Regions from separate parts of the Mus musculus genome. Here all the other regions are linked to region 2. A link is a loop called in an ENCODE intact Hi-C map of the cell type or tissue named here. Cell type or tissue: left cerebral cortex. All regions are shown on one strand. Region 1 has its middle 9.9 kb from the start of Dpys. Region 2 holds the start of Lrp12 (low density lipoprotein-related protein 12). Region 3 overlaps Gm33251 (predicted gene, 33251). Region 4 overlaps Gm33251 (predicted gene, 33251). Region 5 has its middle 7.7 kb from the start of Gm33251. Region 6 overlaps Lrp12 (low density lipoprotein-related protein 12).

Region 1 (4,000 bases), 76 kb after region 2:
ACCTTATCGCATGCCCTTTGGACGGCCATGGGGAAGCACATCCAATTCCTCTCCCTCAGTCCAATCTGACTCTCTTGGTGTTCTGTAACTTTAAGCCATACAGAGTAAATTCCTTCATCTAGGTCGTGTGGCGTGGCTACCCTGCTACCCTGGAGTTCCGAAGCGTGAGTCGACCTGAGCAGCATAGACTCCTGCCTTTCCGGGAGGAATACGTTAGAAAGTGGGCCTGTCCCGTTTTTGTATGCTATGCTCTGTGTGTATATTCTGTGGCGTAGTTTGCTTTTTAGTTATTCATACTTCAATATGTTTGTTACACTTCCCTAATTCCCTGGGTTAGTGATTCATTTATTTAGTTGTTTAATTTTTAAAATATATTTCAATTTAAATATTTCACTCATCTCCTCTCTCTTTCCTCCCTCCGACCCTTCCCATATCCCTCGACTCCCTTTCTTTGGTTATTAGTGTGCATATATGTGTAAGAGCGAGCCTGGAGTTAGCTCTGAGCACCTCTCGGGCTGAGTGTCTTAGAAGCACCAGTGTCGCAGCTGCTGATGCAGAGCAGGCGCCCATTGGTTCTGGGGTTGCTGCTGAGTTTGTTCTAGCAAACGCTGTACCACTCGACTTTGCCCGTCCCTAACCGCTCACTTTGGTTCCTCTTCAACACGAGAGCGTTAAAGATAACGTTCCACTGTTCACTTTGCTTTTTTCAGAGGTAGTAGGGATTTTGATAGAATTTTTTCTTTTGGTTTTTTTTTTTCTTGGTCTCGTGAATATTCATTTTTTAAGACATCAAAAGCAGTCTTTAGGGAACTTACCTCTCTCTACGTCCTCTAAATATTTTGAGCACTTTTTAAAAAATTCTCTTTTTACATAACACACATTTGAATGGATAGTACATTTGTTGTTTGGATTTTTATACAACACTTGGTCTTACCAGTTTATCATCAAGCACCAGTGTTGGCAAAGAACAGAAACAAAATGGATGTATCTGAAGGAAGGAAGGGTTCTATGGGCTCCCCCTGCCCGGGCTCCAGGGTGGAGCATACCCAAGGGTCTCACGTCCCAGCAGTTCTACTGTCATTTCCCCATCACTCACCTAAGTTGGAAATGAAAAGGAATAAAAGAAAGTACATCCAGTTTGCTTGCTGCTTACTGAGTGCCCACCACAGTCACAAGTGTTCATGTCTTACCCTCCAGCCTCTCTGCTCTCTCAGTCAGTTCTAGTACAGTGCCTCCTGCTTTGTTCAGGGCCCTGTTTACAGGCCAGTGGGAGACAGCGGAGAGCAGCCTTTTCTTGGATTCCTTGAATTCGCGAGGGTAGCACATTCATGACAAGTTAAACGATCACAAGTGAGCATTGGCTTGGGTTCCCTCCGAGGTGGTAAAGGGGAAAGGACGTTTTATGGGGGTTTAGAGCTGAGTGGAGTCTGAGTAAACACAAGAAAGAGCTGTCCTGCCCTCACCTCTGATATCCTCCTGCTGTCACATACATGAAACCGTAAGCCACGTGTGCATGGTGGTTGGCCGCAGTCATGTATGTGATGTTTTCTTGTACAAATGCTAGAGAGGTTAATAGCACTATCTGTTCTTGCAGAGGTCTTGAGTTTGATTCTCAGCACTCACATGGTGGCTCACAGCCATCTATGATATGATCTGGTGCCCTCTTCTGGTGTGCAGGTGTACATGCAGATAGATCACTCATATACATAAATAAGCCTCTTTTCAAAGGTACTAGAAAAAGACATGTGCCAGCCTCTAAATGTGATTTTGTTTTATTTATTTTTGCTTTTTCCTTATGGGATGGAATTTTCTAGGCAAATTAGCCTATTTTTAAGTACCTATCATTGGTCCAGTCCTATCAACTTTACAATCCTACGATGAATATACAAGTATTGATTAGCAATAGTGGCAAGATTAAGATTCAACCTTACTCATGTCTGACTCAACAGTTGAAAGATGAATCACAAGAGACGTTAAGTTTATCAGTTGAGAGAAGCACTGGTCCCAGATCATCATGAGGACAGCTTGGGGGGGCTGGGCTCATCCTAACTGATCAGCACTACCTTGTGAGTACAGACACTTGTAAAGGCCTCAGACCATCTACTGCTGTGTGGCAGACTGTCCCAAACCTGTTTACAGCAACTACCATCTTGCAAATCAGAAAGAGCTGGCTGCTGGCTGCTGGCTGCTGGCTGCTGGCTGCTGGCTGCTGGCTGCTGGCTGCTGGCTGCTGGCTGCTGGCTGCTGGCTGCTGGCTGCTGGCTGCTGGCTGCTGGCTGCTGGCTGCTGGCTGCTGGCTGCTGGCTGCTGGCTGCTGGCTGCTGGCTGCTGGCTGGGAACTCAGAGAGCTTGCGGTCTTGCGAGTGAAGCTATCCCAGGGTCTTTGTGCTTCCTACAGCATAGAAGCTGAGATCTAGAAATAGTCAGCGACCCTCTGCAGAAGCTGCAGGTCTCGTAGATCTGAGTTGCAGACTTCCTAGCATACTTCTCCACATTTGCTTTCTTACATCGTTAAGGTCAACCCAGATCCCACAGAGAAAGATCAACTCCACAATCAGTAACAGACGCAGCAAACGGTTTGTGGCATACATTAAAAAATAATGAAATGCTATTATAACGTTATAATAATGTTATTATAAGTAGAAAAACAGTTTTATTGTCTCCAAAAGAAGCTTGTTTGCTAAAAGCATATCAAATCAGCTCCACTCTCATCTACTAAGCATATTGATTGCATCCTGTGTTTATTTATTATATGAACTTAAAAAAATCCCAGCATTGGATAGGAATGTAGCTAAGTGTCATAATTCTTGCCTGACATGTTTTAGGTCTTATAGCATTGTGTTCTCATGCTAGTTATGTTGCCCCCAAAAAAACCTGTTTGCAGTGTCCTGCACATAGGACTAAAAGCAGCTTGTCCCCAGTTGGTTTTTGACTGGTCAATAAAGCTACCAGCAGCCAATGGCTGACAGAAACACAGGGCAGGACATTTAGGATTCCCAGGAAAGGAACGAGGAAGAGGGGGTTCTGGCATGACAAGGGTGTAGGAGGCAGACCATGCAGCAAAGTGCAGGAGGGAGAGACTGCAGACATGTCAATGGGGTGGGGGGAGGCAGCTCCAGAAGGGCTGCCCAGCAGAGGCCAGGGCAGCAAAGATAAAATATAAACTTAGTAAGTATTAACTCAGGAATATCAGAGGGGAGTGGGTGTTAGCCTCATGGAGTTAGGGAGTGACCCACCAATTGAGCTGTTTAAGGTATTTAAAATAAAAGGTTGTGTATGTGTGTCTTTTTGGGGGGAATCCATAAGGGATTGGGTCGGGAAACAAGGAGCACACACACACCCTCCAGGGAGTTTAAAGTGGTTAACTTATTACAGCTTCAATGTCCTGAGTTCTATTTCCTAGCAAACATACACACACACACACACACACACACACACACACACACACACACACACACACAAAACGGTATACAACTTAAGAGAAACAGTTTGGCATGTTGTAAATACAAATGATGCACAGGGCTTTTTTTCAACTACATTTAAAATAACTTCTGTCTCTACATGATAGTTCAAAATCTATTGGAAGCAGCAATATAGCCTCTGAAAGTCTGGAGTCAAATTGCCTGGACTGTAATCTTTTCCCTCCCCTTCTAACCTAATGACACTTCACCACTGAAAAAGCATGTTGGATGCCACCAAAGGCTTTTTCTGCATCTGTTGAGATGATCATGGAGTTTGTTGTTTAGGCCCATTATTTATTTATTAGATTTATCAGCATCATGCATCCATATATCAGCATGAACATCAGCAAGTGACTTTGTCACTGGTATCAGATGCAGTATAACTTCAGAACTCAAATTAATTCTTCCTACGCTGCATTTTCACTTAGAGATCAATAGATATATTTCCTACTTAGGTTTGAATAGTCACATAATGAAATATTCTGTTGTATTAAAAAAAGATTAGGAAACAAACGCTTGACAATCGGTAGGATGGCTGT
Region 2 (4,000 bases):
AATTTAACCTCTTTGAGTCTCATTAGCTTATCTAAAACGTGGATAATATTCATCTCACAAGATTGTCGGGAAACAAAGATAGCCTGTGTCAACAGTACAGCATAGGGCACTGCTGATCTTCAGCGAATAGTGGACAGTGCCTGTAAATGGCAAGGACAGCAGGCAAAACAGTGCAGACGACACTTTAAAAAGGTGGAAGTGCCAGTGTGTCACTACAGACAGAAGCTCTATGGGTACTTAAGGGAAAGAAGTGTCATACTTGTTAGGAGCTGAGAAGAGGCTTAGGGCGGGGGGGGGCGGGGGGGGGTCAGGGATATCCCTCTTTCCACGTCCCAGGTCCACTCCACCCCACCCGAGTGTCAAAAGGGTCTCCTGCGTCTTCCCTGCCAGATTAGAAGCACAGACCCTGTAGCCCGGCCGGATGTATCCCCAGATCCTTTGGCTGAGATTCTACATCAGGTTATCCACAGGGACCTACGACCCATTCACTCTTTCAGAGCCAAATTCAAGCGGAGCCGGCAAGGTCGGGGGTCTTAGCAACGGACTTCTAAGTTCCCACCCCTCTTCCCTCCACGCGTAGCTCATCAGCCTAGAGGATCTCCGGGGAGGGCACAACACCAAGGCCGGGGACTGCGGCGGAGCTCGGTCAGAGCACATCCCCGCCGTCCCGCTCCCCCCTCCTTACTCCCCACTCCAGCCCTCGAGCCCCTGGAACCCAGCGGCCGGCGTTCGCGTGCTCGCACATCGATTGGCACTGCCTCGCTACTCCGGCTCCAGGCGCGGCGAAATCCGCCCGAGCTCGGCCGAGTCCAGGGAAGCGCGGGGCGGGAACCAAGACAGGCGGGCCAGGGGATTGCCGAGTGCACGGATGAGCGCCGGTGCCGGCTCGCGCTCAGTCTGGCGGGTGGCGGCGCCGGCTGGTTGTGCGGCGCGAGGCCGGAGCCCCGCAGTTGCCGGCCCTGTCGCCTGCGGCTGGCGCGCGCGCTGCGCGTCCCTGCCCCCGGGAAGGCCGGCCCGCTAGGGGCTCGCGCGACCGACGCAGGGCCGGCGGGAGGGAGCGCGCGCGGGCGGCCCCGCCCCTCCCCCTCCGCCGCCGCGGAGCGCGCAGGGAGCAGCCAGGGGCTCGGCGGCGGCGGCGTCTGGCCCCAGCTCCTCCTCCTCCATCTCCTCGCTCCCTCCATCTGCCGTGGGTATGGCCCGTCGCTGGAGCACAAAAGAGTCTCAGCGGCGGGGGTCGGCGTGGCTCTTGCTTTTCCTCGCTGGGGTGTACGGTAAGTGTCCACCTCCCTGCGCCCCTCTGACCGAACAAAGCTGGGGCGACCCCGGGGGCCCCCCGGGCCTCCAGGACGGGCTGTGCTTGGGCGACCCGGGGAGACCTGGGTTGCCGACGGGACAAAGACCCACGCGGGATGGTGCGGGGAGGGTTGTCTGCCCGCGGGGATGCTGGGGTCCTCTGGCCGCCGCCGATCCTTCGGAGCGATGGAGGCGGGCCGGTCCGAGCCAGGGGTCCCTGCGGAGCGACGGCGTGCGGGAAAACTCCCCAGCCCGGCGCGAGGCCCCCGGCGGCTCGCTCCTCTAGCGCTCGCTGCCGGCTGTACAGTCCTCGCGCACAAAGATGTGACCGTGAGACTACGAAGGGGAGGTCGCCTCCGGGACGGTCCTGTCCCAGATCCTTCCCGAGGCAGGAAGTTCTCTTCTCAGTGAAATTGCTGTCGTGCCCATCTCTCTTAGTCCCCATTCCCTCCAAAAGCACCCCGATTGCTTCCTTCCCACCCCTCCACCTCTGCGCCTGGGGCTCTGTGGGTCTCGGGCGTGTAGGATCTCGTTCCCCAGTAGCTGCACTGGAGAGAAGGCCAGAAAATAGTTTCCAGCCCCACCTCAGTCTTTCTCTATTGGGACGTACAAGTCTGCCTTGACTCCCAGTTCACTTATCATTTCATCTGTGCCCTCTGATGCTGTTGTGACTCTTGCCTCATTCCGGTCTGCGATCTGGTTAGGGACACTACTTTACGGATTGCAGTCTGATTGTGTGTCACGACCGTGCTTTGTATGAACTAGAACTAAAGGAAATTAAGAGGACTGCTCACCACTGAGACCTCAGCTTGGGCTCTGACTTCACCATTCTTAGTTCTCATGAGTTAACTCCTTGAATGGATATTGCAGAGAACACAATTAACATTTCCATTTTGGAGTAATGGTTTGATTTCTCCAGAAAAACAAACAGAAGCTACGGGGGGGGGGGCGGGTATTTTTACTTATAAAAAGTCCACTTCATTTGCCACAAATACTAATTCAGTAGTATAGTGGCGGTGGTTTCTGTAGCATATAATTCCCCAGCATATGGTAGCACCTCTTTTGAAAGTATTTGTCTTTAATCCCAGCACTTGGGAGGCAGAGGCAGAGGCAGGCGGATTTCTGAGTTCGAGGCCAGCCTGGTCTACAGAGTGAGTTCTGGGACAGCCAGCCAGGGCTATACAGAGAAACCCTATCTCGAAAGTATTTATCTGTGGAATTAAATATGATGGTAACTTTCAAACCTTGAGAATTCTCATTATATGAAAAATATAATGAATGTAAATTGGCATTTCATGATGGCTAAGAAATAGTAATATTTTCAGTGTAGTTCACACGTGGTGTGTTATTTTGTTCTGATCAGGTGATGGGCTTATCCACATTTGATGTAGTAACTGTCAGTGATGTGTTTGTGTGGGACCTGACTGTTCACCGTTAGTGCCATCCCTGCTTGGCTGATGACCTGTGGGTTTGGGTCTACACCAGAGATCAATAAGCTATTATGTTGTTTGTTTTCTAGCCTGGAGGTGAGTAAGTCCTGCTCTAGGTTTGGTATAATGGCCCAGGAGAAAGGAGAGTGAGAGGACTCTTTAATCTAGGGTGATTAGGAATGTCCAGTTGTGTATGCTCTGCACTGTTATCAGAATTGAGTTTATGTGATGTCTGATCAGACTAAATAAATAAGTTGAGTCTTCAGGAAAACTCATGCCATTGGTGTTTGAAATAAAGATCCTTTGCCTTCAGAGATAAAGAGGCTGTAAAGCAGTATTGGTCCTGATGTATTCATTTATAATACACAGTGGACTTCTGGTAGGTACTTTACAAAGGTGTTTGTGTTCAGTGAGGAATTGAAGTCAAAGGCCAAAACTCCTTTTTCCACCATTGTGGGATCACGGTTATAAAGCTGTCAGGTGATAATTCCAAAGGTTGATGTCTCCAACCACTTGAGTTTCAAATGATAAGGAAATAAGAGGCAGTGAGATGGGCAAAATATTGAACTGTACTGACAGAGCTAAAAGAAACTCTTCGTCCTGAAGCCAGGGACATTCTCTGTACAGCTGTGCACGAGTGTGCACGAGTGTGTGTTGGGTGGGAGTGGGAGGGGGTGTGCTCGAGTGCGTGCACACCCGGGTGTTTCTGTTTCCTCACCCAGATTTGGGTTTATATTATTAGGAAAAGAAAAACAAATAACTGTAGCAATAGCTAAACTGTACTGGAATAGGAATAGTAGAGTTTGTGTGGTCTGTGTTAAAGTTGTCATGTATAGTGGATATACCCTGACAGAACCATTTGAGTGAACATGGAACATACATACATACATACGTACATTATGGAGATATCTCAGTACAATTCTTGAAGTCCTGAATTCCATCCCTAGCTCATGTAAAAATGGGCAGTGTAACATGCTCTCTGGAAGGCAGAGACAGCCAGATTCCCTGGGACTCATTAGTTAGTATAATCTTCTTGGCAAGCTCCAGACCTTTGTCTGGGAAAGATGGACAGCACCTGAGGACGAACATGTATGGTTGCCCTCTGATCTCCGTATATACATGTTCTTGCACACACACGAGTATGGCTTAAAAAATAAAGGACTGTTGAGACAGCTCAGTAGTAAAGATATTTTCTATAGCGCATGGTGACTTGAGTTCAATTTCTGGAACCCACATAAGGTAGACGAGATAATAAACTTCACAAAGCTGTCCTCTGA
Region 3 (4,000 bases), 170 kb before region 2:
CAATGCTGTGTCTCTCCACTACAGACTCCCTGACAGACTCAAACCCCACCCTCTTCTAAAAGGTAGTCCAGAGCAGCGCAGCAGGGGGTGGGAAAGCCTGTCTGCTGAATGCTTCCTTCCCCTGCACAGCAAACAGCTCTGTAGGTAAGCCAGAGAGGCTGTACCAGCTCCTGATCTTGCTGAAGTTACAAAACTTAAGAGCACCATCAGACCCTTGGAGTCAGGAGGAAGTAGTCTCCTGACCCTCTCCACTCATTGAGCTCCTAGCGGCCATACTCTCTTGTAAGCCAGGAGATAGATGGGCTGTTGTCAACTGCACTTGTGACTTCAAATAATGATGTCATCTCAGGTGTCACACTAACCTCCTCAAAATGATTGTCCTCTTGCATGCTCCATCTATATACAGCTGTCTTCACTCACAGACATGTTAGCCTGCTCTACCTGCTGTAGAGAGATTGAGCCTTCCAGGCTCGCATCCCTTCCATCCCTCTGAGCTCTCTTCTGCTCACTGTCTAAAGCTTGCCATCACCAAAATGGAACCTAACTTTTTTTTCTTCATTTTTTCTTTACAAAATACAGTAACTAGTATCATCCCAAGTAAATCAGAGGCCCTATATACTCAGGAACTAGATGCTATCAGTAACTGATTAAGGACAGACTTTCTCAGTTTAAAGTTGCCTTGAGTAACATTCATTATACATGTAGTCCTTCAATGACTTCTCAGACAATTGATCCCAAATGAATCAATGACTATAAATCAGTTTCCCTTCCCTTTGTCATATCTTTCTACATACTAGCCCTCTGAAATTTCTTTTATATTTCAGTATTATATATTATGGTATTTACAGATATAAAAGTATATTGTCATCTCACATTGAACTTGGCGGTATTGGCTGTATGTGACATAAAAAGACAATTTGAAATCCAGGTAACAGAATTTATGCTTACTTTTTTTAAATGATAGGGAACTTAGGCACTTGAATCCAAAGTAATGAAACACCAATTCCGAGCTTTATCAAGACTACAAGTTCAGCATATTATAGACTAAGCCGCTTTGGAGCAAGGGATGGCTTTGTTAATTTTCTTTTTCCTTTACCTTGCTGCTGCTAAGCCTTTTATGGCTTCAAGGGAGGAACATAAACTCCATATGAAATCAGTTCCAGGCTGGAGAATTTTCAAATGCTCCTAATTTTTCACAAGTCACATTTCAAAATGAGAGAACATTTGCATATTCAACGTGAAATCCCATGGAAAGCCGCCTCCTTGCCCAGTTTTAGAGAGTAATTATTTCTACACTTCTGAACTGGCAACACCTTCAGAATGTCAGCTCGGATGCACAATAGACATAGGTATTAATTAGCCACTCTAATTGCGGGACTTGTTTAGACTGATCGAGTGATGCAACAAACAGCTTCAATCTGTTGGTTGGATTTTTCACGAACAACTTAAGAGTCAAACAGGAACTTGTTATGACTAGTATACTGCACAAACACAACTTGCAATTGAGAAAGCCCTTCTGTGTTCCCTGAATAGAGGCCCTCGCTCACAAAGCTGGCTCTACAGCCAAGTCTGCCTCCAAAGGTACTTAGAAGAAAGGCCTTTCTGTATCACGGTGGAAAATCAATACCGCATGCTGGAGGGGGAAGGTGGAGAGTTAAATCGTCCTCTTCACACCACACAGGCGAGTAAACACCACCGTGGGCTTGGGTGCTTAGGACGCGCAGCACAGACCACCACGAACAGAGGCGTCCCCAGCTCAGAACAGAGTCGACCTGAACAGCTAGGCAAAGGGGTGCCCTCAGCCCTGACGCTGGCACTGCCTAGCCCCGTGCCTCATCTAATTTGATTTCAGTGCAACTGCGGGTCTGTGTGCGCCTGCAAAATTGCATAATTTGCCATTTCCCCAGCTGTTATCCAGCAAAGCTATTCTTTGCACACCGATTTGCCTGGCTGCTAATAAGCCCACAGGCAGAGGCGGAGGGAAGTTTGCGTATCACTAGGTGTCCTCAGCTTTTCCTATCCTCGAGATACCCACCCCGCCCACGTGTAGAGACAAGCAAGGCCCTTCTTCATCTAGCCATCTACACTTTCTGAGAAAGACATCGTTTTTTATGGCCCTTTTGCCTAAGCTGACTATGCCTCTTGCTGCCCCCACCCACCCACCCCGCTCCGAATCACAGGCTTCCCCTCTCCCCCCCCCCCCCCCGCCTCTCCCGGGCTGTTCTGTTATTTTCCTGAGACACCCTGGTATTTCTGGCTTCGCCCCACGTTGAGTCAGATCTCAGTAGGGTTGAGGAGAGGTTCTAGAGTCATTATCAAAGCCAAAGGTAGACAGGCTCTGACAGCTTTTCACGGCCCACTTCCTCGGGTTAGTATTTTTCCGTTACACTGAGGATAAAAGATAAGGAGTCTCTCAGATGTCCCTTTTCGGAGAACAGTCTGAAAATGGGACCTTGGGAATATAACGAACTGCTCATTCTCGGGGGAAGGAGACATTCATAGCTTCCTTTGTTCTACCACAAAGCTCCCCGTACCCTTGAGGTAGATGGAAGGCCATGCTACCCAAGGCACACTCCAGATGCCTGAAAAGCACAGCAGGCGGGCACACACTGGGGACCCAGCGGTGGCCTGGGCTGAAGTCAGGAGCAGGCCCCCTCCTGCGGTTTCCATCAAACTCTGTGAGCTCAGCGGGAGCCAAAGCCTCTCCACTGATCTGTTCAGCTATTAATCAGTCAGTGTAAAATAAGATGTAATATGCCTTGATATTAAACTATGCATAAGTGCTGTTGGGTTGTAGCATAGGAAAAAAAGGGGAAATCTGTTCTCAGGTTTATGCCACGAACATACTTTTATTACTTTTTAGTTTTTTTCAACACAAACTAATTGTATCCCCCACTACACCCCCACCAGAACACACACACACACACACACACACACACACACACACACACATCCTCTATTACCTAGCTACATCCCCAGCCTGAATTCCACTGTAAAAACCAAATCACTCTAATAGCTTCATGATTGCAAGACACTTATGATGTTTATGCAACACACCGCATTTCTACCTACTACTATGCATTTTTTCAAGACTGTTTTTTCTCACTTTAAAATGGGTATGCATTCACATATTTCTGCAGAGAGAATATTCTGAAAATGATTCTCAACCAGTCTATTTCATTGCTTCTTAAGCCCAGATTTTGAATATTTGTACCAAAAACTCTGGGATACCCCAGTGTATAACTATTGAATCCCTTACAAGACCTTTCACCTTTCGATTAGTCATGAAAATTGGTCTGCTTTACTTTACATGAGCGCAATGGCCAGCCTTTGCATATCTGTCCTTGTGAGATCATTTCCCCTTGCTTGAAGCTATACCACTTCTTAAGGCAAGAAATTCTGTGGGGGAGGATACCCAGTTCATCTTGATTCCTGGGGAAGCCATCCCTCTCCCCATAGGTAGACAGAGACATTTTAATATGTTTAGTACATTTTAGTACTGAGTCGTCAGCGGTTGTTGATTTTTATAAATGAAGTGAGCTTATTTTTAATATGACATTTCCCCCTTGAAAAAATATTCACATATAGCTCAAGTGATTCCTTGGCTTGGCTGAAGAAGCTGCTGAGAGATTAAGTTTGTATTCACCAACATATACAATGACCATTTCAGTTTGTGTGTATAAATGTGCTTTTTGTATTCTAGCAAAATGTCTCCTAGCATCCATTAAGACTGACCCCGTCTCCTTACTCCACCCTTGCCTCCGGTTCTGTTTCCGTGGGTTTGCCTATTAGGGATATTGCAGGGCTGTCTCTCCTACATCTGATTTCTCTCGTGTGACATCTGTATACCTCCAGGCAGCTTCAAAGACTGGCTTTCATTTCTCTCCTCTGTCTTCCCTGGCCTGCCATGTGTTGTCTACACTGTATCCAGTGTGAAATTGCTGTACAGGGGCTGCCTCCTCACAGAGCCTCCACAGGCCTGACTGACAGCCTCAGTCAC
Region 4 (4,000 bases), 190 kb before region 2:
GGCCTGATGTAGCCTTATTAAGATAAGAATATGTTTCTTCTTTATTATCTTGTTAGCCATAGACTTGAATTTTGATAGGGCAATTTTCAGGGCTTAAACACTTGATTGCTACTAATAGTGGAAATAACAGCAAGACAGTGTTTAGGTTTAATTTATAGTCATTTAACACAACTTTAAGTATGGATTTCTCCAAATGCCCTGTTATTTCGTTGGAGCTTGTCTATGCAGACCTGAAGTCCTGCTGCAGTAATTGTGAGCCATGCAAAAGGTCCCATATACTTATCTCACAGACCCCTCCAACAGCATGATGACCAGCGATTGCTATTAACGGGTTTTACTGTTTTGTTTTGTTTTTTACCCTAGAAACCCTGTTTTAGTAAACCTGCGTCAGTAGTTGCAAGCTAAATGTCTTAAAACTTATTTTGGTTTGTAAAAGGGAACCTTCTTTCCACTATTTGCCCCCTCAAGGTCGGCTTGGCGTTCCTCCTTGAGCCAGAACAGTTCACTTTTGTGCCACCAGGGGCCGCTGTTCTCCAAGCAGTGAGATCTCCAAAGGCGATCCACCTTCCAATTCCATATAGGCCAGCAGCAACAAATACTTCTTTTGAATTTATGTTTTGAGACCTTGAAAACACTATGCTGAGTGAAAGAAGCCAGACGCAAAGGCCACATGCTACAAGGTTCTCTTTACATAAAATCTGTGCGGAGATCATAAATGTCTTAGATAAGAAACCACAACCGTTGGTCTGTGATTCCTGCGTCTACAGAATGCAGGCTGCCTGTTTGCCCCTTGCAACCACATGCTTGCAGTGCGCCCAACTCGTTCACTGCGACCTATTTATTGTTAGCACCGCGTTCCTTGATGGCTTCTTTATTATCTTGTTAGCTGTAGACTGGAATTCTGAGTACGAGAGGGAGTAACACTTTGGAGGAGGGGCGAGGTAAGGACTGATAGACAGGGCCGCCTTTCGCTGTTCTCACCCGGAAAGTCCTGACGCACATCCCTCATATTCTTCAAAAGATGACAGGGAAGCTGAACCTCAACATCAGAGGCTACGTCAAGATCACCCTTATAAGGATCCATTTTCCCATCCTTTCACAATTCTGCCCCACTCTATGATTCCAGGGTAATTTCCCCTAATAAACACAGAGTACTGCCCAGTGTCTGCTTTGCAAAAACAATCATATGCTTGTCAGGGAAGTTACTGTTGACGATAAAGAAACCAAATAGAAGGGGGACCATGCCGGAGTCACTGTGCTCCATTCCTGTATCAGAACCTGCATGCACACGCACACACACACACACACACACACACACACACGCACACACGCGCACGCACGCGCACGCACGCGCACGCACAGGTACACACCATCTCTAGACTGCTGTGGTCACATATGTGAGAGGAAATCATGGATTCAAGACTGAAAGCTGCCCTCCTGCTCCTACCTGTTCTAAGAGGCTCTAGACTGCAGGCGATTCACAGCTTCCCATGCACATTAGGCTATTATATTTCAAGCCAGATATGAACAGAATGGACAGTGTCCATTAACTTCCTTCTCTGCTGCCTGCACTGACATTAGTATCGGTTTACAGAACACAAGTTTTGACAGCAAATGGGTCTGATTTTGAGCCCAGTGTCCCCATTATTGGCAATAAAGCCTCAGGCAAATTCTTTATAATTTTCTTTCGGTTCCCTTGCATATGTGTTTGTGTGTGTGTGTGTGTGTGTGTGTGTGTGTGTGTGTGTAAGCACTCCTAGACTTGTTTTGCGTGGGGTTTAAGCTACATACCCGCCCACCACCTATATATACTCAAGAGAGATCCATTTCCTTTTTTAGCAGACTACACTAATCCACAGCTGATTCTAGTTTTCTCTAAAGGTTCATGGTCAGAGCTGCCTTCTGTACAAAGTCATGTTTTTCAACTTCTCAATATTGAGAAATACTACAGAAGTAATATTTAGCTTCCAGTCTGCCTTAAACAGCTCCACGGTGTCCCTGATGCCTGCCTCACTCCTTCACCATACATGACTGATTTTAAGTGCCTTGAGATAAGAGCACTGTTTCATCCAACTGTGTGGCACGGGCTGTTTGTCTTGCCTCTCTGCACAGCCCCAGGGCAGTGTTTTACTGAACGTCACTGGAGCTGTACCCCTGGAGCTTGTGCTGTGTGCCGTCCTTCCTGAGGAGTGTCCGCACCAATTCCCATTATGTGTCTGTCAGAGGATGCCTGTGCCCCTCACCTTACTGGCCTGTGGATCAGGGATTTCCAGACACAGTTAAGGGGTAAAAGGCTAGACTTATCTCAATGAGGAATGCGTTTCTTTGAGCTTTCTTTTCAAGGCATCTTTTTGACAATAGTTTTGGCTTATTCTTTGACAGCTTCATGCATGTAGACAATGTGTATTGATCATATCCACCCTCCTCCACTTCCCCACCCCCTCAGACCTCCTGGGCTCTTTTAAATCTATTTTCCTCACTTGCTTGCTTGCTTACTTTCTCTTACTAACTTACTGAGTCTGATTAGTGCTGCCCATATGGCCACGGGTGTGGGGTCATCCACTGGGACATGGACAATCTACCAGGGACTCTTCTCTCCCACCCCAAAGCCATCAGTTGCCAATAGCTCCTCAGGTACAGGTAAGGATTCAGAAGGCCCACTGCCTTCCATGTTGGAATTTTTAATTGGCCCGATCTTGTGCAGGCTGTTGTGGGTTCATGTGTGTGAAAGTCGTGTTATGTCCAGAGGACAGCATTGCACACCGTTCCATCCCATCTTAGACAGGGTTTCTATTGCTGTGATAAAACACCATGACCAAAGCAACTTGGAAAGGAAAGGGTTTATTTGGCTTGCACTTGCATATCACCATTCAACATCAAAGAAAGACAGGACAGAAACACTAACTGGAGAGGAACATGGAGGCAGGAGCTGAAGCAGAGGTCATGGAAGGTGCTGCCAACTGGCTTGCTCTCCAATGGCTTCCTCAGTCTACTTTCTTAGAGCACCCAAGACCACCAGTCCAGAGATGGCACCACCCACAATGGGCTGGGCCCTCCCCCATCAATCACTATTTAAGAAAATGACCTTCAGCCAGGTATTATGGAGGCATTTTCTCAGTTGAGGTTCCCTCCTTTCCAGTGACTGTATCTTGTGTCACATTGGCATAAAACTCACCATCACACTCTCTATCCTCTGACTCTTACGTTCTTTCTGCCCCTCTTCCCAGATGTTCCCTGAGCCCTGGAAGGGTGAGAGTGGTAGAGATGTCCCATCCAGGATGAACTCTCACTTCTTTTCAGCACTTTGAGAAGCAGTGAGCCTCTACGGGAACCACCCACAGCAATAAGAAGTATCAGGGGAGATGGGATTTAAACCTAGATCTCGGACCCACATGTCCAGGGTTCTGTTGCCCTAGCTTCCCTGGTGACATAACTCCAGAGCTCCAGACCTGTCCCACTTTCAGAGTCTCAGTGCCTCCTGTCAGTGCAAATATACTCAGGCTTGATTCAGCATCAATATTTGGTTCAGGAAAAGTGGTTAGCCTTGATTACACATCAGATCACGCTGACCACATGGAGTCCTCGGGTGATGTTCCGTAACAAAGACGATAAGTAGGCATAGGGCTGTGGATATAAACATAAATATTTAGAATGCAATTGTTAACTGCAGACCATTTAGAAAAACAGCATCAGTAGAGTCTCCCCTAGCTCTAAAGACTTTCCCTAGCCATGAAGTCTGGCCGTGCTTATATAGGACCAGATGAATTCCCTCCTGTGGAGCAAGACTAAATTCAGTCAGGAGGATAGCGGGTTAGCCCAGAAGCTGTTCCGTTATTGCACCACTGGGCATGTCTCGCCTGACAGGTCAGTATTTTAGGTCCAGTGCTGGGAAAGGCCACTGATGTCTTTTCTCCCCAAGTAGTCTGCAAAGCACCTTGCAGCTTTACAAAGGCTAGCCAATGGGGAAGGCTTCCTGGAAAATTCAAGACTGGCTTCTCCG
Region 5 (4,000 bases), 95 kb before region 2:
GTGAGGAGGTCTGGTGGGGTGGGGGCTGGAGGTGGGGACGTCCGCTGGGAGAAGGGGAGAGGGAGGAGGTGTGGGATATGGAACAGTTGGATGGTGGACCAGGAGAGAAATAAAGTCTGGACTTTAAAAAGAAGATTAAAATAGTAAATTTAAAAAGAAAAAGAACAAACAAGGCCGGGCGTGGTGGCGCACACCTTTAATCCCAGCACTCGGGAGGCAGAGGCAGGCAGATTTCTGAGTTCAAGGCCAGCCTGGTCTACAAAGTGAGTTCCAGGACAGCCAGGGCTATACAGAGAGACCCTGTCTCGAAAAACCAAAAAAAAAAAAAAAAAAAAACCACCAAAATAAGTAAAATCAAAATGGCATGATTGTAAACCTTTTGGGAAGAGTCTGAGAGATAACAGATGATTATAGCTTCTTGTCGCCTGAAAACCATAAAACAGGCCAAGTCCTGATTGTCAACCTCCCCAGTGGCTGTTAGGTTTGGAGGTTCCATTTAACTATTGACTCTGGAACCCATACTTCTTCTGCATTCCCAAGAATCATTAACTGTCCAGACAAACAGACTCCTCCAAGGCCAACCCATGTGCTTTCTTAGAAAGTCCAGTACAAATATTTCTTATGACATCGAGCCCCACGAGCTGGCCCAAGCAGCAGGCTTCTGTGAAACATGGAGGACATGAGAGCACTGCCTTTGTTGGACAATTCTCAAAGTCCAGCAAAGGAACTCAGCAAGAGGTGGGCAGACAAGTATTGAGTCAGGATAACCCAGGGAAATGAACAGAACAGCCTCCCTGTGGGAGGAGTTACAGCCCCAGAACAGCCTCCCTGTGGGAGGAGTTACAGCCCCAGAACAGCCTCCCTGTGGGAGGAGTTACAGCCCCAGAACAGCCTCCCTGTGGGAGGAGTTACAACCCCAGAACAGCCTCCCCGTGGGAGGAGTTACAGCCCCAGAACAGCCTCCCCGTGGGAGGAGTTACAGCCCCAGAACAGCCTCCCTGTGGGAGGAGTTACAGCCCCAGAACAGCCTCCCTGTGGGAGGAGTTACAGCCCCAGAACAGCCTCCCTGTGGGAGGAGTTACAGCCCCAGAGATGCTCCTCTGTCTTCAGAAAACACTATGCCCAATCCTGGTTTTCTTTTATATTATATTTTATGTTAGTTATTTTGCATGTAGTTTTTGAGGCAGGATATTGCTAAGGAGCCCAGGCTGTTCTTGAACTCTTTACTCTTCCTGCCTTAGCCTCCCGAATTCTGAGGTTCTAGGTATATGCTGCTATGCTTGGTCTCCATTTTCCTTCCTCTTACGCTTGTTTGCTTGCCTGCTTACTTTCTTTCTTTCCTTCAGCTTCCTCAGACCACAGGCTCTGATCTTATTTTTCCTGCATTTGTCTAATACTCTGAGTTTATAAAACAGAACTGTGTTTAAGGACATCCCAACTATTTCTATGCAACCCCTTAAAGCAGAACGTTATTCTGGTCCACCTAACACTGTTGACTGTAAGTTCTATGCAAGTAAGGGCTCTGTTTGATATAATTTTATACAGAGTCTTTCCTCCCTCTCCAAGCTTTTAATCAAATGTGATGGTAAACATTTGTTAAATGGATTTTGTATATAATCCATTTTGTCCAATCACTTGGACATAACAACTATGCCTAGACTTAAAAAGGCTCAGAATACTTTCTATCACTAAGAAATGCTGATGAACCCTTTCTGTTACTTTTCACACCATATTTAGTTCACATCAAACAATATTTTACAGAGTGGTCGACTCAGTATATCACATTGTTCTGGGCACCAACATCAGCTCTATAAAACTATCACGTCTGAAAGGACAGGAGTCCCTTAAGAAAAGTTAGTCTGCTACAGAAATAGAGTAGGCAAAGTTTAAGCACTGTTTGCTGATGAGATGTGGGGGTGCCTCTGACAGCGTCAAGCCAGCTTCCCACGTGAGGAGTCTGCAGCAGCTCTGTGTGTCTACACCCAGCATCTCCCTGCCGTGGTGGCTGTTGCTGTTTTAAGATAATCAGGGTGACTCAGAAGGGCTACTTTTCTCTTCACCATCACGTTCTCCAGAGCAAGGCATGCAGGGTGACGCTCTTTGAAAAGTCCCAGTAAATAGGGGCTATTGATATGGAGCATCTAAATTACTCAGGAGCTGTTTACAGACCACGTATGCATCCACTGGACGTCACTGAACATTTGGACAATTAGCAGCATGGTCTATATTTATCCATCACCACCTCCACTTACTTGCTCTTCCGTTTTCTGACAATTTAAGAGTTTTTTTCCCCCCAATGTGGTAAGTGTAACATGGTTTGTGTGCTTACAAGTCACCCTGAGAAAGGCTTGGGGCTACACTGGAATCTTGAACACCCAGTTTAGTCTCTGACTGGCCAAGAGAGATTTTTCTATTGGCTTAAACTCATGTCTGAGCAGTTTCTCTGGTGAATACCCTACCCTGTTTCTGGAGGTTCCAAGGAGATCCCCAGAGACCTGACTTGGAGACACAGGGGGTCTCATAGCTTCTCAGAGCTGGGAAGAGGGCAATGGTCAAGGAACTTCTAGGGGGTCTCAGCCTGAGATTTGGTCCTCAGGATTCCCTTTGATCGGTTGCAGCCTAACATTTCAGAGCAACCAGACACCTTCACCCCACATAGAAACAAATTAGGTCTGTCAACTCCAAGGTAAGTCTGATAAGATGCCTTCGATTTGAACACATAGAAAAGGTTTGACTAGGTTGCTGATCCAGTGTACAGGATCCATATGAGATGCCATAGATCGTTCTGTCTGTTCAGGTATATAAATATGTGGAAGCCACCCCTGGTTGTTTCTACTGTGTGTGTGTTTCTATCACTTTTGTTTCACTGTATTAACCAGTGGCTTACTCTGGTATGAGACCCTCTCTTCCCCCACTTAGTTTAAGACCTGTGCTCCCTCTTGCTGGAGACCTGAATCCTTTTGGTTCTCCCAAGTTACGCAGAGAAACCCAAGAACCCTGCACTTGTTTCCAGCCTGGAGCAGGAGTGTTTGCATGCTTTGTTGCTTGGCTCCTGCTCAAGGTCAGGGTTGGTCCCTGGGTGGAGGTGGGAGGGGTTGGCTTCTCCTCTAAGGCCCCTTCATCTAAGTTGAATTCACACAGGGAGTGGGGAAATAGTTTCTCCCAGGTGAGCATTCCCTCCTTTCTGCATCTGCTCTAAGAAGCTCAGAGGAAGGGGAAAAGTTCCCTGGGCTGGCTCCAAAGAAAACAAGGACATTCCATTCCTTCTTCTATCATGATTTATGTCTCCTTATTCACCAACAATCTGTATAATGGGAGAACCCCACCATTCTCTAAAAACAAAAAACAAAAAAAAAAAAAAAAAGGGGGGGGGGACATAGAAAAACTTCCCCTTGGCCCGGCAGGGATTTGCTGGCAGCAACACTACCTTGACATAATGAATTTTCTGACCAACACTGATCAAGAAGACTTTAAACAATTTTTACTAGGTCATTTTAAAAAGGTTTAAAGATAGCTGCTAAAAATATGTTAACAAGTCAGCCCCAAATATTAAAGAGAAAGTTATAAAAATTTTAAAATATGTAAAGGTATAAGTAGGTCCCAGTTCCTGGAGGTAGCTTAGAGTGTTTAACAACAGAGAACTGACTGGGACAAGACCTTTTGCATAAACTGAAAGCCACCATCACCCTCTGTGATAAGACACTGTTAAACTCATGGATAGCCAGCAAAATTTTGGTATCTTCCTCTTTGTCAGAAGAAACCAGCCCCCGTCCCACCCCCCACCCCCACCCCCGCCCCAAGGCCTGGCCTAACACCAAGCTCCTATAATTGTTCAACTAACCAATTTAGCTACTGTGGATCCTGAGATTTGCCAGAGAAAAACAATTCCACCATTTTGGGCCAAATTTAAAGCAAGCTTTATTAAATAGTAAATATTGACCAAAAGATGGATTTGGTCAGGACCATTCCCTGGTATTTCCCAGCTAGAATGGCTCCCAAG
Region 6 (4,000 bases), 69 kb after region 2:
CTCCCTCATATGGACAGTTGATCGCTCAGGGACTAATCCCACCCGTAGAAGATTTTCCTGTCTGTTCACCTAATCAGGTATAATGAGAATTCTAATCTGTTTCATCCTCTTTTAAAGTCTATAAGTAGTAAAGCAGGGATTCTTAACTTTAGGAGTTTTCACAATCATGCAAATATTAAATATATGGACAACTGAATTTATAAATTGTATTACATTTTCACAGAATCTATACAATTCTGATTTTTATAATTATAAAACTGTCATTCTGAGACATTTTCCTTTTGGGGATAAGTGAGCAGGTGAACTGAAATTTAAAACCTTTGGCCAATTTTCTGATTGAACATTTAGAGATTTAAGAATGAATGGTAAAATTAATGTACTAACACATTACTTACGGCATAGCAACCCATTTTAAGTGAAAGTAATTGAAGAGGAGTGAACATTTGCCCCTAATTTAAGGGAGAACTTGAAGCTGGGTTTTAGTGTTTAAGAATTTGGTCCGTTTTCTTTTGGTTGTAACTCATACTCTTTGGTTCTTCAAAGTTCTCAGGAAGTTTTAAAAACATTTCAAGCTATAAAAATGTACCACAGCTTATTTTAGTCATAAGCATTTGTGTGCATTTAAATTTTAAATATATTCACAAACATTTATAAAAATGACTCAGAATTAGAACTAGGAAAAATTAGTTTTTTAGAGCCTTAACTCTTTTAAATTGAACATCCTTTCACTTCTGATACATGTCACCTTAGCTGGATATTCTTTCAAATCCTCAGTGACAATTTGTAGATGTAATTTTTAATTTTTTCAGGTGTAGTTTCTAATTCAGAATTTATACTGGTCAAATTGTTAGATATAAAAAATAGAAAAAACTCGATTATAGTTTCTGTCATTGGCACTGCCACCATCGATTTCTTTGAAGATAGGTGACAGACCGTGGTTACCTCCATTGGCTACCATCACCTCCTTGCCACTGTGCTCTGGAAAGCTAGTAGGAGCACAAATGATGTGACTGCTCACTGCTAGGACCATTTGCAAGCTGGCTTCTCCAGCTCCCTCTGGTTTGCCAGCTCACTAAAAGAATCTGAAGGGCTCACTTGGAGCTGTTTGCCCATGGCCGGACCCTGTTGCTATGAGAGGATATGAATTAAAAACCACTGAGGGAAGAGGCTCATGGGGCAGAGTTCAGACAGCCCCATGCAGAACACTGCTGTGGGACAACATTCCATAGCTGTTACCCACTAAGGATGCTCACCCAAGTCCCCATCCAGACTCACATATACAGTTGTGATCAGTTGGACATGGCTAGTGTACTTCTGTAGCCCTGCTGATATGGCTAGTGTACGTCTGTCTGTAGCCCTGCTGAAACTGTCCCCTTACCATGAATCACCAGAGCCCCACCCTAGGTCACAGGATTGTAGCTGCCTGCCAGTCTCCCAATGGAGACAGCTTTTCTGTCAGTCATGGCACTCCAAGTGTATAGAGATTCTGTCCCAAAAGCCAAGGTAACTTTGAAGTCTATTCCATACTGCTTCATTCTCTAGAGCCACAAAGTATTAAGAATTCCATTTAAACAGCATTTTAAATAACATAAGTTGTTGAACTTTGTTTAATGAGGCCAAATTCTCACATTTGAAATTTCTGGTAACAAATTATCAACTTTCCATAAGTTTTTAAAAGAAAATAATTTTGTAATTTGTTCCTAGTACAAACTAGAAATACTTTCTTGTCAGTTATTACTACTTCACAAGTGAAACAATAGACAGTTATCCACCAAACTACTGTGACATCTCCCTACAGAATCTAATGTTAAATTTGCAACTTTTCAGTTAACAGGCTTTTAACTAAGCAGAGATTGCCTGCTGCTTGTGACTGACAGTAATGGTAACGTCGGTAGAAAGTGTGCGAGGTGAGGGTCTGTCAGAAGCTCGGGCTCACGTGACAGTGGTTTGAATACTGAGCACTAGGAGTGGTCAATGGAGATGTTCATTCTAAATTTGAACTACTATTAGTTTTTAATTTTGTATTTAGATTCTTCTTAATTGGCAAAAGAAAAAGACCTTTCACATTTGTACTGAAAGTCCATGTATGCTGATAGCCAGATTTACTGGTGATGTGTATTTTACTAAAGCTGGCTAGAAACGTTCCTGCAGTGATAGCCTCTAAGTGTTTGCTGAATTGCTTCAGACTGTACAGGCATGACTGTATGCACATGGCAAACAGGGGAAGAGCACTGGCTACTGTGCTTGCCTGTTTACTTCCTTCTTGCTTCTGTGAGAGGCTGGGCCTTGAGCACTGAATCACCAACCTTTGTTGGCTTAGTTTTGCTCAGTGTGAGGTTCATTAAAGCTATGCTTGCCCTAAGTCTATAGCCACTAGGTGGAGCTTGAAGACTATTTAAAACTCACCTGACACTTTCATCTAGACAAAATGATTTATCTTTTAATTAACCTATTTACGTTGTGTTTGGAAGAGGCTGCCTGTCATGGTGCCATCCAGTGGAGGTCAGAAGACAACTTGCCAAGAGTCTGTTCTCTGTCCTCCTCCTTATGGGCTCCAGGTATCGAGCGCAGGTGGTCAGGCTTGGAGGCAAGCGCCTACCTCTGCCTGGCCAGCCGTCTCCCTGGCCCCTAGGTTTTCTTCTAGTTGCGAGACATACTTTCATTGTGTGCTAATTGAGTTGTGAAGCATTCCATATTTTTAAAGTCTGTAAATTTTTAAATTATCAATTTTAAAGACTAATATGGTTTATATTTAATCCTAAACTGAAAAAAAAAGCTTATTTCTTAAAACTTGAGAAGGCATCCAAATATATTCTAGTCTGTATTACAAGTATGTTCAGGCCTTTATTTGAAACAGTAAAACGGCGTCCTCGGGATTCATTCACTCCATCCTTGGAATCTAGCTCTGTAAAATGGGATTCCCACATTGACAGGACAGTTCAGCCTTGTGACTCAAGCCTAACTGTAAGTTTTTAGGAGAATATTGGAGCATAATCATAAACGAGTCATGTAGTGACGTCTGGTAGAAATTTTCAGTGTATCTATTTTCCAGACTTGGTACAGTTGTAGGATTGGAATATTATTGTGGTTTATAATTGCTGTAATTGACAAAACTGTCACTGTAGAGTTAGGATTTAAGTTACAGATTAGATTCTCTATGAGTAGACCTGTAGAGGTAAGTGAATTTAATTTAGCTCATCGCTGTTCCTAGTAACAGTGAGTCAAAGAATGTTTTTCATCTTAATACCTCATTATTCACTATTTTCTTTTTTCTTACTCTTGCAGGCTTCCGTTTTAGAAAACCTGAGGCTAGCTGTCCGATCTCAGCTGGGATTTACTTCAATCAGGCTTCCTATGACAGGCAGATCTAGCAACATTTGGAATCGTATTTTTAATTTTGCAAGATCCCGTCATTCAGGGTCATTGGCTTTGGTCTCGGGAGATGGAGATGAGGTTGTCCCTAGCCAGAGCAGCAGCAGAGAAACTGAGAGGAGTCGCCCTCACAGAAGCTTATTCTCCGTGGAGTCCGATGACACTGACACAGAAAATGAGAGAAGGGATACGGCGGGAGCATCGGGTGGGGTTGCAGCACCGTTGCCCCAGAAGGTCCCTCCCACGACCGCCGTGGAGGCCACAGTGGGATCAGGTGGGAATTCCTCTGCTCAGAGCACCAGAGGTGGCCATGCAGATGGAAGGGAAGTGTCAAGTGTGGAAGCCCCGAGTGTGAGCCCAGCACGTCACCAGCTCACAAGTGCTTTAAGTCGGATGACTCAGGGCCTGCGCTGGGTCCGCTTTACACTAGGTCGATCGAGCTCCACTACCCAGAACCGGAGTCCTTTGAGACAGCTGGACACCGCAGTGAGTGGACGAGAAGACGACGATGACGTCGAAATGCTAATTCCAGTTTCAGACGGAGCTTCGGACATTGATGCCAATGACTGCTCCAGACCTCTTCTTGACCTTGCCTCAGACCAAGTACAAGGGTTTAGACAGCCACACA

What was found. A loop is a pair of places that touch in the nucleus more often than their neighbours do. Peaks named below come from ENCODE experiments on the same cell type or tissue, not always from the same donor. Only the 100,000 strongest peaks of a DNase experiment are listed, where the experiment ranks them.
Region 1: it touches region 2 in a loop (2.5-fold over the local background); 9 of 42 quality-filtered maps call a loop at or near these places.
Region 3: it touches region 2 in a loop (2.5-fold over the local background); 6 of 42 quality-filtered maps call a loop at or near these places.
Region 4: it touches region 2 in a loop (2.7-fold over the local background); 8 of 42 quality-filtered maps call a loop at or near these places.
Region 5: a loop joins it to region 2, with 5 times the contacts of the local background. A loop is called at or near these places in 3 of 42 quality-filtered maps.
Region 6: it touches region 2 in a loop (2.7-fold over the local background); 9 of 42 quality-filtered maps call a loop at or near these places.

Annotation. Positions count from the first base shown.
Region 1 is chr15:39,865,334-39,869,333 of GRCm38, reverse strand. No RefSeq gene overlaps it. Among named protein-coding and RNA genes, the nearest start is that of Dpys, 9.9 kb to the right of the region's middle. In left cerebral cortex, a CTCF peak has its summit at 1,664 (motif pointing left); a DNase peak (open chromatin) is centred at 557; H3K27ac peaks cover 327 bases.
Region 2 is chr15:39,940,875-39,944,874 of GRCm38, reverse strand. It overlaps Lrp12 (low density lipoprotein-related protein 12), which reads left to right and starts at 881. Exons shown (of 7, transcript NM_172814.4): 1 at 881-1,271. The coding sequence starts at 1,193. In left cerebral cortex, a CTCF peak has its summit at 1,584; DNase peaks (open chromatin) are centred at 203, 483, 839 and 1,686; H3K4me3 peaks cover 2,467 bases; H3K27ac peaks cover 1,872 bases.
Region 3 is chr15:40,112,671-40,116,670 of GRCm38, reverse strand. The region is part of intron 2 of Gm33251 (predicted gene, 33251); the gene reads right to left. Among named protein-coding and RNA genes, the nearest start is that of 9330182O14Rik, 20 kb to the left of the region's middle. In left cerebral cortex, no CTCF peak of the experiment used is centred here; DNase peaks (open chromatin) are centred at 1,286, 1,646, 1,916 and 2,295; H3K4me3 peaks cover 495 bases; H3K27ac peaks cover 456 bases.
Region 4 is chr15:40,127,810-40,131,809 of GRCm38, reverse strand. It overlaps Gm33251 (predicted gene, 33251), which reads right to left. Exons shown (of 3, transcript NR_155348.1): 3 at 2,828-3,624. Among named protein-coding and RNA genes, the nearest start is that of 9330182O14Rik, 4.6 kb to the left of the region's middle. In left cerebral cortex, a CTCF peak has its summit at 512 (motif pointing right); DNase peaks (open chromatin) are centred at 537, 1,795 and 2,007.
Region 5 is chr15:40,035,447-40,039,446 of GRCm38, reverse strand. No RefSeq gene overlaps it. Among named protein-coding and RNA genes, the nearest start is that of Gm33251, 7.7 kb to the left of the region's middle. In left cerebral cortex, no CTCF peak of the experiment used is centred here; a DNase peak (open chromatin) is centred at 1,968.
Region 6 is chr15:39,872,164-39,876,163 of GRCm38, reverse strand. Lrp12 (low density lipoprotein-related protein 12) reads left to right here. Exons shown (of 7, transcript NM_172814.4): 6 at 1-77; 7 at 3,286-4,000. Among named protein-coding and RNA genes, the nearest start is that of Dpys, 17 kb to the right of the region's middle. In left cerebral cortex, a CTCF peak has its summit at 2,377 (motif pointing right); DNase peaks (open chromatin) are centred at 2,350 and 3,975.